Linked DNA regions of Mus musculus: region 1 is linked to region 2. Evidence: chromatin loops called from intact Hi-C (ENCODE). Cell type or tissue: gastrocnemius. All regions are shown on one strand. Links, peaks and the distances in the headings refer to the core of each region. The heading gives the core; the rest is flanking DNA.

What was found. Peaks named below come from ENCODE experiments on the same cell type or tissue, not always from the same donor. Only the 100,000 strongest peaks of a DNase experiment are listed, where the experiment ranks them.
Region 1: it touches region 2 in a loop (2.0-fold over the local background); 3 of 42 quality-filtered maps call a loop at or near these places.

The regions. Positions count from the first base shown.
Region 1 is chr1:64,669,039-64,676,749 of GRCm38, reverse strand. No RefSeq gene overlaps it. Among named protein-coding and RNA genes, the nearest start is that of 2810408I11Rik, 18 kb to the left of the region's middle. In gastrocnemius, for the core only: no CTCF peak of the experiment used is centred there; no DNase peak of the experiment used is centred there.
Region 2 is chr1:64,615,887-64,623,597 of GRCm38, reverse strand. Mettl21a (methyltransferase like 21A) reads left to right here and starts at 5,834. Exons shown (of 3, transcript NM_025964.4): 1 at 5,834-7,325. The coding sequence starts at 7,179. In gastrocnemius, for the core only: a CTCF peak has its summit at 5,823 (motif pointing left); DNase peaks (open chromatin) are centred at 4,516, 5,839 and 6,370; H3K4me3 peaks cover 1,728 bases; H3K27ac peaks cover 2,077 bases.

The sequences.
Region 1 (7,711 bases), core at 1,802-6,801, 53 kb before region 2:
TAACCCTGTTTTGCTTTTCTCCTGCCTGGGTTTTTATTAGTATGGAAATGGCCAGGGCCTCTCCTGACCTCTGAAAGACCCAATGAAAACATGAAACCGAGGCAAGGTGACAAAGTCTGGTTATTCACCACAGAGGGCCTCATCATATTACTTCTTAGAAAAACAAATTGCTGCCCCGAAGGACTCAGAGCCACAGATGTTCTTCCCAGATCAAGCAGTTTCCAGATTTTTACAGTTTTAGTTTAAATGAGCCAGCAGGGAAATTTCTAAACTAGAATATTTGAGCAAAAGCAAAAATAAGCTTGCAAATGTAAATCATTATATTCTAGATTGGGTATAATATTCAGATATGTCCCTGGGGATGAAGTGAAGAAAGAGTTTTTTTGTTTTCGTTTTTTTGTTTTATTTTTGTGCCCTACAGAGTTATGTCAAAATCAGACACTACACAGCTCGCTGAGTATCTTACCAGATTCTCATGTTCCTTGTCTTGATTCATCCCTACGTGCCTTATTAAGGATGGCTGTAAGCCTGTAGTTTAACCTCTGCCGTTACTAACCAAACACTGACATACCCACATGTTCAGCATGGAAATGGAAACATTTATAAAATATTTTAGCAATACTTTTCCCTAGTAACAGTGTCATGTAGAAAGTGAAGAATCATGGCACCCTCTTCTCTGTCATCTTAAATTCCCAGTGGTGCCAAATATATTCATGTCAACAGATACTGTTCCAAAATACCAGCATTCAATTTAGCTGTATACCAAGCAACTGACCCAACACTTGTAGGAAACAAAAATATCTTTAACTGTCTCAGATGACAAAACAGTGAAAAATCAGATACTCTGTATTTCAACTGGATGGGAAGTTGTAAAGTAAGACATTTCTTAAAAGGCTAATAATCAACGTTGTATCTTCGTTAGTTGTGCTATTGTAATTCGCCTCAGTCCAAGTTTTTGTCAGCCATATGAAAATCCTGTTTTAGCCAACTCTTAGTAGCATCTAAGTATTAATATTAAATCAATGAGAAATGCAGAAGTCTGTCATATACTGTAGCACTGTCTGGAACATTTTGGTTCCCTTTTTTCTGTTTGGGGATAGTGATGTGGAACAGTATCTTCTGTACACAACAGGACCACTGCATGCAAACCACATGCTCTGACACAGAGCTATATTGCCAGTGCCTATCCAGCATAGTAAATACTGATAATTGTAGCAAGAATAATTACTAAAATATTATCTAACTCTTAGTACCTGAGTATGTTTTAAAGTGTATTTTTATTATTTGAGGATTTTATACAAGGCTATATTTTCATCATACTCATCTATAACTCCTTCCCCTAACATCGCCAGGATCCAACCCACCTCCTTCAGGATCCATCCTTATCCCCTCCAGCTCTCTCGCGCTCTCTCTCTCTCTCTCTCTCTCTCTCTCTCTCTCTCTCTCTCTCTCATCGTCCAAATCCAGCTTGTGCTGCCTATATATTCATGGGTCTGAGGCTTCCACCTGGAGTGGGATTCACCTATCAGGAGCCACACCCTTAAAGAAAACCATCTCCTCTGTCCCTAGAAGTTATTGGCTGTCAGTAGCTCCTCATTGGGGGGGGGAGGGGGGAGGGGCTCATGCACCCCTCCCAGCTCTGTGCTAGAATGTGGATAGAGATCTTGTACAGGCAAACCTGGTTGCTGTAAGTTAGTGAGCTCCGTCAGTGGTCCTGTTGTGTACAGAAGATACTGTTTCATTCTGATGCATTCAAACCTCTTCTTCCTATAATCTTTCTCTCCTCTCTTCCACTGTGGTGCCTGAGCCTTGTGGGTAATGGTGACATAGTTATCCCTTTTATGACTGAGCAACCTCCAGACACTTATCTGTACTTGGAATTTCTTCATTAATCTCCATCCACTGTACAAAGAAATTCATCTGATGAGATCTCACTGCAGCGCCAAACTATGGAAAGATAAGCATTTAGAGGTCTGTTTGATAGTATGTCTGTTTAGCAAAACAATAATAGTAAGTTCACCGCCCGCCCCCACTCCACTCCCCAACCCTGTGCCTGTGAGCTCCCCAACCAGAGATCCTTGGCAAGATTTACAGTATCCGGTGTGAATATCCTCCTGTGGAGTGGGCCTGAAATTCAATCAGAAAGTCATTGGTTATCATCATAACATTCATGCCACTGTTGCATACATGGGCATTCTTGCCTTGTAATCCTTATTATAGCGCACAGGCTTCAAAGTCAGGGTAGACTGTTGACCACTTTCACTCCAGGAGCGTACATAGCATCTTCCAATACTGTGAAAGCTAGCCAGTACCAACTTGATTTCTCCACGACTTGTGACCAAAGTGTATTGTGTCTTCAGAAATAGGGTCTTACCATCAAGTTCTGATGGGCACCCAAGAGTAATGGCAATAACTTCTATGATTTTTTTTTTTTTAATGACTGGAAGCTTCCCTACTGTTGCCTGTGCCGTGGGTGCTGCCCTGCCCTACCTGCCCTTGGGGGTTGGAGATGAGGTGGCACAGAATCAATGACTCAGACTCCTAGCAATGCCAGCAAGCTCACTGCTGCAAACTCCTTTGATACCCGCCCCCGTGCCCCCATTGGTCCCAGAAAGCACCTCTTCTAAATAGCAGTTCCTGATTGGCTGGCATTATTTGTACTAGCAATCCTTGGTCTCTCAGGCAGTCCTCAATTAGGTCCTCCAGCAAGAGATGCTTTTGTGGCTGTGGAGCCCCCAGCATTTACATAGAGGTAGCCCTGCCTTCCCGGCCACACCCAACAGATTTGTGAGACAGGTAAAATGGCTAACGTGCACTGTAGCCATCGGGATGCTAAGATTTTTGCTGAGAATTATGTGTTTCAAATTCTTAGTCTGTTTTTATATAAATTCACTCACTTCCCATAATTCCTCCACAAAACAGTGCCCCCACAAGCCTCATTTAGGTATAAGGAAACCACGATCCCACAGCTGTCAGGAATAGAGTGAGTGTGTGTAAACTTGGGCAGTTTGGCTTCCAGCTCAGCGCTGGTAAATGGCTGCTCTACACTTGCTGCACCCTTCGAGATTTTGTTGTGCTCTATGCACTGATGTGTTTGATGTAGTTCATTTCTCAGAAGAGGGAAAGACTTGACATAGCAGTACTGTAATGACCAAATTAAATCAGCATGTCATCTTTTGAAGACCAACCAATAGACATCCTTTGCAAGTTTTATAAAGTGCCACTTGGACAGAGCTTAGAGCTGGGATTCAGTACCTAGGTTTATATAGATTTCCAACCCCATACTCTTACCACCCAGGTTACTATCCAGGAAGTATCTGTAGCTTCAAAAAGTACAGAAAGACTGCCTAGGACAAGAACACACACTGGCAAAATCCAGGGACTACGAAGCACCACAGATACCCTGTGCCTGTTAGGTCTAGAATCGGACATTCTCTCCTTGCTCCTCTGACAACTTCCATCCTACTAGGCTCAGAAAGGGAACCAAAGGAGACAGGGGAAGCTCCTATCAGTAAGGAACTAGTCTTGGATGGCAGGCATTCTTGGTTGTAGCAAACCCTACTTTTCATGGGTTTTTCTCAGGCTGGAAGACATGAGGTCAGGACCCATCTTTGTGGTTTCTTATATTCTCTACTGGTTTGTTTAGGCCAGTATTTTGAAAGCTCAGGTGACAGGCAAACTGAAAGCTCAAGAAAAACTATGTGCAAAGTGAGATCCAGCTTGTGGTTTCTCCTCACCATTGATATTGTTTGGGGAATTACTTAGGTTTTAAGTTGCAGGGATTTCTGGTTTTCTCAAATTACGTTTTTCACAGACACACACACACACACACACACACACACACTCACTGCCTTACTTTTGACAAGTGTATTAAAACTTTGGAGATGGTGCCAGCCCGGCCTGGTGCCGTATGTGAATGTTTCCCTCCAGAGCAGTGTTTCATTCGCCAGTGATATCCACACGATTACCACTTTTGTTTCTTTAGAAAGAACTTCCCTCGTACAATACGCTATTGTCATTTGTGTTTTCTGAAGTCATTGCTGTCCTTTGCATCGTTGAATTGAAATGCTTCGTTCACAATCAGAACTCTGTGTGAGTGGCACCCCACCACAGATAGCACCTCAACTTGAGACGGCTCCAAGTTATCCAAGGGAGTCTCAATTGAGGGCTGCCCCATCAGATTGGCTTATGGCTTTTTCTGTGGGGAATTTCCTGTGGGTTGATATAAGAGGGTCCAGCCCACTGTAAATAGTGTGATTCCTGCTAAGGAGGTCCGGGGTAGTGTAAGAAAGCTGGCTTTGAATGATCCAGAGTGAGCAAGCCAGTAAGCAGCATTTCTTCATGATTCCTTCCTCTGCTCCTGCTTGAGTTCCTGCCTTTTTGTCCCTCAGTGAGGAGTTAAAACCTGGAAGTATAATCCAAATAAACCCTCTCCTTCCTAGATTGCTTTTGGACATGGTGTTTGTCACGGCAACAGAGATCAAAGTAGAATAGTGGTCCTTGTAGATAGATTTCTGCACCAGAATAAGAAACAAAAGCACGACTTTAACAGAAGGAATACTTAACTGCTTTTGAATTCTCTTTCTCTGCTGATCTATTTATATCTCAATCTTTGTTTCTAAATTTTAGTACATTAAAGTGGTTTTCCTGATTTTGCAAAACCTGAGCAAACATGCAATGTGGTTTCTTTATGTGCATAAGACAGATGAGAAGCCAGTGTTAGCCTGGATGCAGGTTCAATGTAATTTAGCCTTTTCGGGGTTAAGTGTTGAGGGAAAGTCTGCTCAAGTGTACGTTCAGTTTATTTGATCACACAGATGCTTAGTTTAAAATGGAATAAAGAGCTGATGTTGGAGGAGATGCTGTCTTAGGTATGTATTCATTGATTCATTGAACATTTTAGTAGTTCAATACAATTTTCAAATGCAGGTACAACGTTTCCTCAAATCCAGAATTAGAATTGGAAGCAAGTCTGTGAATGTGGTCATTGATTTTCCTTACTGGTTGAGTACAGGCATATTCTGTCCATCCAGTGTGCTAAACCAGCATCCTATCATCTTTGCATCCAACTAGTAAACATGCTTGGTGAAAATTTTACCCAGAAAAACTTCCAATTGCTGTTTTTGTTGTCATGGCTCCTTTAAGGCAACTGTAAGTGATAGTAGAATTCTCTGATGCTTGTTCTTTTTTCTTTACATGAACACTCAGATACATATGTGTCATGCATGTGCATATATGTACACACACACAGACACACCAGATTTTGTACAGTTCATATGATGACTTTGATACTTAGAGAAAGAAAAAAAACTGCATGCATATGGACAAAAGCTAGCTTGCATATAATTCATTAAAAAGTCATAAATACAAACTAAGGGCATAGGCAAAGAGCATGGTTATTTATTGCAGGGCTATTAGCAATGAAAAATATAGGGACAACCCAAATATACATAAATGAGAATTATTAAATGAATATTACATCTGTGAGGAAATACTGTGCAACCATTGAACTGCATTTCACTTTTAGCTTGTTTTTATGTGTGTGCATGTAGTGTGGAGTGTACAGGTGTATGCGCATGACCTGCTTGTGGAGGTCAAAGGACAGCCTCTGATGTTGGCCCTTGGGTGGCTTTCACCTGTTGTCTGAGACACAATCTGTCACTGGCCTGGAATTTTGCTTTTCTGTTGTTGTGATAAAAGATCACAACCATGGAGATTTAAGAAGGGTGGGTTTATTTAGGACTTATTGTCCCAGAGGGCTAGAGTCTATCACCATAAGTGTGAGGAGCATGGCAGCAGGCAAGCATGGTATTGGAGCAGCAGCTAAGAGCTCACAATGGGATCCATACAGGGAGCAGAGAGTGCACAGGGGATGGCAAGCTTTAAGACCACCCAAGTGACACACCTCCAACAAAGTCACACATCCCAATCCTTCCCAAACAGCCACTAACTGGGGACCAACTTTTCAAATGCCTGAGACTTAGTATGGGGCATCTCATTTAAGATACAGCAAACAGTTTAAACATTTGCAATCTAATTAAAACTATTAAGTAGCTTCCTAATTATTTTATTTTATGCATATGGGTGTTTTGCCTGCATGTATGTCTATGTAGCATGTGGTGGTGGTGGTGGGGAGTTTGGGAGCCAGAAAAAAGCATTGGATCCCTTGGAACTGGAGTTACAGATTGGGAGCCACCATGTGGGTGCTGGAAATTAAATCCAGGCTCTTTGGGAGTGCAGCCAGTGCTCTTTCTTAATCACTGATTCGTCTCTCTAGATCCAGTCAAGTGGCTTTTTTTTTTTTTAATCAAATTCAGTGAGACTCACATGATTGAGTTTCTAAAATCCTTACAAGTAATTCACCCTGGAGCATAACCAATAAAAACGTGCTCAAATCTACCTTCTGTAGTTTCAATCATGATCCATTCTGAGCAGAGGCTTTGGAGTACTGTGAGCGCTGTTACCTTCAAACACTCTTCTCCTGGTGGCACACTCCTTCCTTTCCTCCTTGTGCTCACTTATTTTGCTCTCTTTTAATTGTATTTTACTATTGATTTCCAGTTATCTCAGCATTCTTGTGTGCATTCCTCCTGTTTCTTTACTCTATTTCAGTGGGTCATTTTCTCTGTGATGTTTGGTTTTGTTGTCTTTAACAGGTGCATTGTTTTTGAGATATGCCTTGAGTGGTAAAGATGTCTCCCAAAATATTACCCTAATTCTTTCGTGGTTGTCACATGATCTAGCAATTTTCTTTCAGTCAGAGTTCTCTAGAGGAATATAAACAACATAATGCACATGTCATTTCAAAGGGGATTTCCTGGATTGGATTACATGATTGAAGTCTAAATGACTTTCTGCGGGGTAGAAAGCCAGAAAAACCAGAAGCTGTTCCCTCCACCTATCTGGAGGCCTCAGGACAAGAATGACCAATGAGGATGCTTCCAGTTTGAGGCTGAGGCTTCCAAGCTCCCTGGAGAGTTGTGGGTATGACCCCAGGTGGAGCGGCTGGAGACATAGCATCTGGTGCACATAGGCAGTGGCCACAGTAGGCATGCTCACTCAAAGGGGCTGAGCTTTTATGTATTGGTTGGTTGATTTTTTTTCCTTCTCTTGCTCTGGGTGAGCCCTCAGCCTATAGGATAATGCTGCTGACAGTCAGGGCGGGACTTTCTCCTCCAGTTGCTATGCTGATCTGTGTGGAATGTTCTCATACACACCCAGGAGTGCTTTATTAGCCTGGTCATTCTTCAGTGCAAATCAAGTTGAGGGGCAAGATTAACCATCTCCCTTGTTCAGGACCTATTTTTATACTCATTTCTAAGATTATGTTCTCACATCACATGAGGAACACAAGTTCTAATCTTATACCTTCACATGGGTTTTAATTTCTCAGAGGAGATCTCGTCTTTAAAAGGACACAGGGCATAAGCTCTTGCTAGGTTCTGGTTGATGTATCTAATGTCCTTTCCCAAAGGAACCATGGCTGGAAGCAGTTAGTATTTATAACCAGGACTACTTGATATAAGGTTGTACATGTTTTGAGTTTTATGTTTCATGTTTCGAGTTTTATATTTTATTCTGGTCCTAGGATTTCCTTTGGAGGGCTGAATATTTCTAAAATGCTAATGCATTTTATCTAAAACTATTATCTTTCATGGGAAGAGTCCTGTGGAACTTTGGGATTTTAGAATGGGAAGTTATCTCAGTTGGA
Region 2 (7,711 bases), core at 1,685-6,684:
GGGCTCCTCATTGCCTTCACGATTGTTCAAAGGCTGCATAAGTAGAAAAGAGCCAGTTGTTTAAATGTGTTTCCCCAGTTCTTGTTCTGGCCTGGGTTAGGATCAATGCATGTTGTGCTGTCCAGTGGGCTTTCCTTATACTGAAAGGTGGACCTCATCACTAACCGTCCTTTCCAGAACACGAGACCAGCTCAAGGAGCTTTCGTGACTGCGAGAGTAGCACAAGTTCAGGCCCTATCCTATCAAATTCCCTGATCTCCCCGCGGCATCCGTCACCGGCTGCTGCAGGGCACATGGATAGTTTTAAGAGGTTCCTTCCAACAAGTTGGATTCGGGATCACAGAAGAGTGGCCAGGTTTGCAGGGTTGTAGAAAAAAGTGAAGGGCAAGCTTCCTGAGAGCAGCAGCCACCTAGGGAAAACCTAGAGGCAGCACCCACTGAGGAAGCAAGAAAAAGGCAAGACTAGAGACAGCTGTTCCAGATGTTCCAGGAAAGCTGCGAGGCCAGAAGGACCCGGTTACGTTCTGTGGGAAGGTCTGAGGGAGAGGGAGGGATGGACTGCAGGTCAGGGACCAGGCCACAGGAACTCTGAGGCAAGTCTGAGCCACTTACACCCCTGACTGGGCTGGAAAGGCAAAGAGCACCTTGGAGAGAAGCTTGAGAGGAAGCTAGGGAGCCTGAAGGGAACAGGAAACAAGCTGGAGTGTGTGCTTCCTGAGGGTCGGTGAGGGGACAGGACCAAGGGCATTTGTGCTGGTCTGCTATTTTGTCCTACAATGGACAGAAAGATGGAACAGAGACCATGCTTCTATGCCGCAAGTTGCTTTTTTTTTTTTTTTTTTTGAGACAGTCTCACTGTAGGTAAGATCTGACTGGCCTGAAACTCACTATGTAGACAGAGATCTTCCTGCCTCTGCCTCCTGAGTGATGGGATTAAAAGCCTTGCCACCACAGCTGGCCTGCTGTGCCATAAATATTTTCTAACTTTCTAACACATATTCAGGACAGGGTTGTTTTGGCAAATGTATGCCCAGTTAGCATCACTAAATCATGTATGAGGAACTGACAGAATGTTTGTGTTCTGTCTACTAAAAACAACCCCAAAACAAAAACAAAACAGAACAAGAAAACCCACCATTAACCTATTCATTAGGACCCTGAGTAGCATTGAGTAGTATGTATCAGACACGCAAGTAACATTACACACAAGAAATGGCACTTTATCCCATTATCCTGGTGCCCATGGGGTCCAGGAGTCCACATGTATCCACGACGGGCTTAGGACTAGAAATACCTAGAATCTGAGCTCTGCCTCTGGGTTTCTGCAAGCATCTGCTTTTCTGCTCACACAGCACTCTGACAACAGCCCCTACAAGTGTGACTTTATATCGTCTTTGTTCAAGGGATCAGCCAGATTCAGTGTGTTAGGATTGTTTTCCTTCTGCAAAGAACACCACCAAAAACAACTCAAAGGGCTTAATCTAATTAAAGAATTTAATGGCTCACACAGTGGAAAATTCTAGGTTGGCTGGATCCAGGTGGTTAGAGGTCACTAACAGGAGCTGCCTCTCCCTCTGTCAGGACTGAAAAAGTGCCCTTTTTTGTTTAATGTTGCTAGAGCGTCAGATACATACAACCCAGGATCCCAATGAATAGGTGAATGAATGTGTGTGAGTGTGTGTGTGTGTGTGTGTGTGTGTGTGTGTGTGTGTGTGTGTAAGTAAATCATGTAGACAGAACGTCAACATTCTCAGTCCTCTAACCAGTTTTCCCTGGCTCAGTTCTCTTGGACCAGATAACTAACTGGCTGGATTCAAGGTCCTCTCCTTCACCAACAGCCTGGTTTTCTGAGAATGTCGAAAAGCCACAGAATGGGCTCTGGTCAAGCTTTGGCTCAGCCACATTTTCACTTCTAGTCCATGTGGACTTCAGATGGAAGGATGTGCCCAGAGGCCAGGCCCAGGCCCCACCTTAGAACTGGATCCTAAGATAGCACACCCCAAATATACAACAGTAACAGCAATTGTTATGTGCTGTGTCCTGTCTGGGGGAAGAATTCTAAGTAGGAACTCAGTTTCTTCCTCATTTTGTAATGGTCATCTCTTTATCCTTATTTGATAGATGGAAAGCAGAACTAAATCCTCACAACTAATAGTCTCCAACTTATAATAGTCTGACCTTAATGACAGTGTGAAAATGACGTGCATTTAATAGAAACCATACTTTGAGCTTGGAGCTTTTCCCAGGCTGGTGATAGATGCAGCAGGAACCTCCCTTGGAATGCTGAACAGTGCACCAAGCTACAGCTTCCAGTCAGCAGCACAGAGGGCTGTCTGCAGCAGTCTGTGTTGCTAAGCTGCTCGCTGCTCCTTAGGTGCAGTGTATTCTGCGCATTCTCAACTCAGTATTGTTTTACTGGCAATGAGCTGAGCCGATTCAGAACTTGGACCCCAGAAGCTGGACTTTTGACCATCCGTAGGAGAGACCTGCTCCAGGAAAATAGGAAATAGACCGTAGGCAGGCAGCAAAAGCAAATGCCCACAGCAACTCTGACTCCTTCTCTGTAAAGCCTTAGGCTGGACTTCCAGCTTGGTCAGACGTGAGAAGAAGAGTAAGGAATCAGGTTGTAGCAAGGTGACTGCTGCTTCTGTGACCTCAAACATGGACAAATTCCAGAAAACAGGAAGGACAGAAGAAGTGTCCTTCTCTGCGATTCTTCTTGAAGGTGCTGCGTGATGGCAGTAGGCAGTTCTTGTTTTGTTGATGAAGAGGTGTTGCAGGGTAGAGCTGGGGGCAGGGATGGGTCAGTGGGTAAGCCACTTGCTATGTAAGTGAGGGCCTGAGTTGGGCCCATGGTCCCCAGGACTAGTAAGGCCATGTGTTTATACCTCAGTGTTCTTACAGTGATCTAGAAGACAGGAGGCCTCTCAAAGCCTGAAGGCTAGCTGACCTGGCATGGGCAGCTGTGGACAACAATGACATCCTGATCCAAATGAGGGCTGCACCCAGGGTTTTCCTTTGACTTCCACTGAGGTGCCATGGCACACACGCAGCTGTACATACACATACCCCGCCCCCCCAATCTCCCTCTCTCCCCCCACCCACACACACGGGGGCGAGGAGCAAATGAGCAAGAGAGCTAGATTTATTGCAGCAGGGAGGGAACTTCCCACCTATCTATATTTAATAATCGTGTCTTTGAACAAGCTGACAGTAGACTGTAACAGAAGGAAAGGCGATTCCATTTTATGCATGGGTGAACCAGAGGAAAGGAAAATGAATACCCCTAAGCCTTCATGAGATCTGGAAACTTAGAGAGGATCCTGGACTACAGAGAGCAACAGGAGCATGGGCCTCCTTGAGGAAGGTGTTGAGAGCAAGCTGTGAGAGGAAGGAGGGAAAGTCTGAGAATATTTTGGTGAGCCCCAAAAGCTCCTGGGTAAGGAAAATTGCTCATAGCGACAGAAACCATCTGAACATGACAATGACCTCCTATGGTTCTGCCTCCTCTAGTTGAGGAGCTTCACAAGAGAGAGCATATATGACAATCAGTTTCTTTTCTGGAAGCTATCCAAAGAGATGAAGCAAACTCAAGAGAAAGCCCCTAGTAACATCCATAGAAAATAGCATCCCCAGCCTCTGCACTTCAGTGTGGCATTCCCTGAACTCCTTCACTGTCAGCTAACTACCTCTGGCCTATTTGTATGTAGCCTACCCTGAGTATGCAGGAAGGCAGCCAGCCATCACTCTGTGAAGGGGCACAGGGAGGCTACATGTCTGAAGGGAACCAAGCTTGTTCCCTGTTTTGTCATATCCCAGGAAAGGACCACAGGAAGGAGCCCAGGGCATCTTTCTATAAGGAAAAAGCACAATCGTTATATTTAGATATATTTCCGAATCACCCCAGACAATGCAAAAAGTAGACCCTTTTGCATATCCTCAGAAAAACTGAAAGGAAGGCCAGGGTTGTTGGCTCACACATCAACATCTCATTCAGCAAGCCGAGGCAGGAGGATTGTCATGAGTTTAAGACAAGGCCAAGCGGTAGAGCGAGAACCTGCCTGAAAGAAAACTGAACAACCAAAACCAAGGGAGGCTGCCAGTGAAGTGTCCTCTCTGTTCTTAGAGGTACAACGTGGTTAAGGAGTCGAGTCCTCTTAACTGACAATGACACCTGGGAGTCAAGAGGACGAGGAAGATCTTACAAGCCTTGAAGGTCTCCAAAAGAATTCCTACCTTGCCAAACAGTCACACTAAAACATGTACCTCATTAATTTTGTATGAATCTTTTGAGGGCACATACATGTTTACGGTATGTGTGCTTTGTGCATACAGGGGACTGAAGAGGACACTGGGTCCGTGGCACTTAGGTGGAGTCTTGGATTTTTGTAAGCCATCATGTGGGTGCTGGGTTCTGATCCTGCATCCTTTGCAAGAGCAAAAGGCGCTCTCAACCACTAAGTCATTTCTCCAGCCCCTCTACCTCACTCACATTGGAAGTCTCCCAAGTTGTTAGCACCCCCCGTTGTGGTACCACCTAAGCAATGCTGCAGCACGCTCTGTTCTCCACGATTACAAAGGTTTCTTTCTCACTCCTGTTTCAGTTGTGAAGCTCCAACCGGGGACCTGGTGCTAAAGAGAGCCTGGATGTTAAGACACAAGCCTTGGCTAGGCATGGTGACACACAACCTGTAATCTCAGCACTTGCCAGTCTGGGGCAGGTGCATCTGAGTTTGAAGCCAACCTGGTACATATATAGTGAGTTCCTGGGCAGACAAGGCTATGTAGAGAAGAGAGATCCTGTTTTAAACTAAACCAAACCAAAGCCCTGGGATAGTGAGAAAGGAGCAACTACCCAGCTGCGAGGGGCTCTTTCACCCACGTTCTGATGGTAAGAACAATTTGTATGGTCAAGTATGAACTAAGGATAGGAAAATCCCTGGGCATATTAAAGACAGCCATATAGCAGGCTGAGCACTTAAATATGTACTCTATCAAATGCTCATTACTCTCTCCCCCAAGGATTAAACAAGTCTTTCTTCTCAGATATTTAGAGGCTCACCAGTGGTTTCTGTTTGTGCTCTCTTTAATGTCTACACTGCTATAGATGTTGATTTTCCTAAGCGGATGTGTGCCCTTTCTAAGCAAGTCGGCAATAATTACAACTCTGGGAGCTAGGAGGGGCAAAAGGAACACGGTAAGTAAATGTAATGTTGCAAATGCTCTTGTTGGCAGTGTGCTGGAGAGCTTGGGGGAAGTTTTAAAGTCATATACATATGTATGCAATCCTCCCCTGTGTGTGTATACATTTTCAGTGGAAAGATGGAGAATAGGGAGACAGAATGGTTAGCTAGATCCCAGGAATCTGGGGAGGTCAACCCATTTACATTTTTGAATGTTTTTCTGACCCAAAGTCTACACTTTCCTGTGCCTAGTTTAGGTCCCCAAAAGAAAGAAATAAAACAGAAAACACACGGAAGAAAGGTATTTCTTCTTCTAGTAACTACATATCAACGTGGTGTGGTCTTTTCACTTGTGCGTATTCACTGATGAAATCGGATTAGCTCTCTCTAGCGCAAAAACGTGAGCTTTAATAAGAAAAGGAAAAGGGGAAGCTGAGAAGCCGAGATAGCACAAAGCCATGGAGCAAGTAAGGAGAAAACTTACTAAGAGAAAAAACGGAGGAAGAAAAGACCCAAACAGGAAACTCAGTAACTTGAGGAAAGGGCTCTTACTGGTCCCCAGTTTACTGCAGGCCACTTGTCCCCAGTCTCCCGCAGCTGGTGCTGGAATGTGGAGGTCAGGCGCGCCCCCTGCCGGCCGGGAGAGGCGAGGGCGGTCGCGGCTCGGCAGGGTCCGGCACGCGGAGACCCTTGGGTGGCCAGGTCCGGGGATGGAGTTTGCAGCCGAGGCTGCCGGCCAGGATTTAGAAAGGCGTCCATTTCGGCCAGCAGAGTGGCGGCGTGGAGCGACGCGAGCGCCCGAGCGCATGTGGTCGGGCTCAAAACCCGGCCTGGGCGTCGCACGCCCACTCCCCAGCCGCGCCGTGGTTAGGGATGCTCGGTAGTGTTCTCTCCCACTTCACTGCCACCAAACGCGGTGACTACGTTTAGTTCTCTACTTCGCTACGCATCCTTGGGCGCCAACGTCGCCGACTAACTGTCCACTTTAAGGTCGGCCTTTCTCCCATGCAAGGCACCCCACGCCCCTGTGCACTCGCCCTCCCTGGCGCCCCAAAACCGTAGGGCCTCACAGGAACTACACAGCACGGGCCAGGGGAAAGCGGCGGTACCGGGGAAGGGGACCGGAAACCCGCGTCTCTCTTCCCGGAACCAGCTTCCACCGCCTTCTGCCAATCCAGCCTTTTAAGGAGGAGCTCCGCACAGCGACTGGGCAAGGCTGTGCGCTTGCGCGGCTCGGGTACCCTCCCGGAACCGTGAGTATCTACGTGGAGGCACTGCAGGGTGGCCAGCGGGCTGTGTGGGCGCCAAGCCTCCACCCGAGGGTCCGAAAGGAGTCTCTGCAGAGCCCTGCTCCCACCATGCTGGGTTCCCGGGACTCTTTCGTGGGCGCGAGGGAAGCGCATCTGTGGCCCCCGGGTGTCGTGCGGGACGTGCTTTTTGTCCCGCGGGTTGTCCGCCAGTATTGTCCGCTCCAGCCCCCAGGGTGACTCCATCCACTCTGCCGTAGGGAGCCTTCTAGGGTCAAAAGGCAGGGCGAACCCTTAGGATTTAGCAGAAGTACGCATTTGGCTCCTTTGTCCTAGCTGAACATGAGGATGTAGGTTGGCGGACCAAACAAACAAAAATGTGGGAGCTGGGTCCAGACAGATCAGGTGCCCAGGGCCGTCACTGTCACTTCGTGTACCGTTCTTTATGTAATGCCCAAGTAGTAACAGGAGCCTGTAGGGTGCCACAGTAGTTAGAGATTTCTAGGCGTTTCCTCCTCAGAGTTATTAGTTGACACCAATTCAGAGCCAATTTTCACTTCCCTCAAGTCTCGGAGGAAAAGCTGTTGAAGAAATTGGATGCACCTCAGTCTATTTCTTAGTTTGAACTTGTAATAACGTCAACAGCTTTTCCAAGTTACTTAAGTAAGATACAGCACTCAACTTCTGACTCTGGTGACACTCAGGATTCTTTTTGCATGACAGGTCTCAGCAGAGATAGACAGAAGAAATGGCCCTGGTACCCTATGAGGAGAGCGCGGCAATAGGGCTCCAGAAATTCCATAAGCCTCTCGCCACCTTCTCTTTTGCGAACCACACCATCCAGATCCGTCAGGACTGGAGGCAACTGGGAGTTGCTGCAGTGGTGTGGGATGCGGTAAGTCAGCACTGCAGGGCCTTTGAAAACATCCACAGTTGCAAGACTGTATTCTAAAAAGGAAATTGATGGCTTTATTGAGATATGATTCATATATAGTCTCCACCAATGTAAAGTCTGCAAAAACACTGGGTGGTTCAGCACATCCATGGTAGTACACCCATTACATTATTTACAGTTTTTCATGGTCCCTGCATCTCCTTGCCCACCAGGCATTCCCTTTGCCCCCTTACATACATTGCACTTTGCAAAGCTGAGGGAAGTGAAATGACTTAGTTAGCTGCCCAGTGAGGACCGGAAGACTGAAAAGAAAGCGTGGGCCTGACTGCTCTGGGCTCATTAAGTTTGTTTCTGAAAAAACACACAAAGAATGTGTAGAGTCAGAG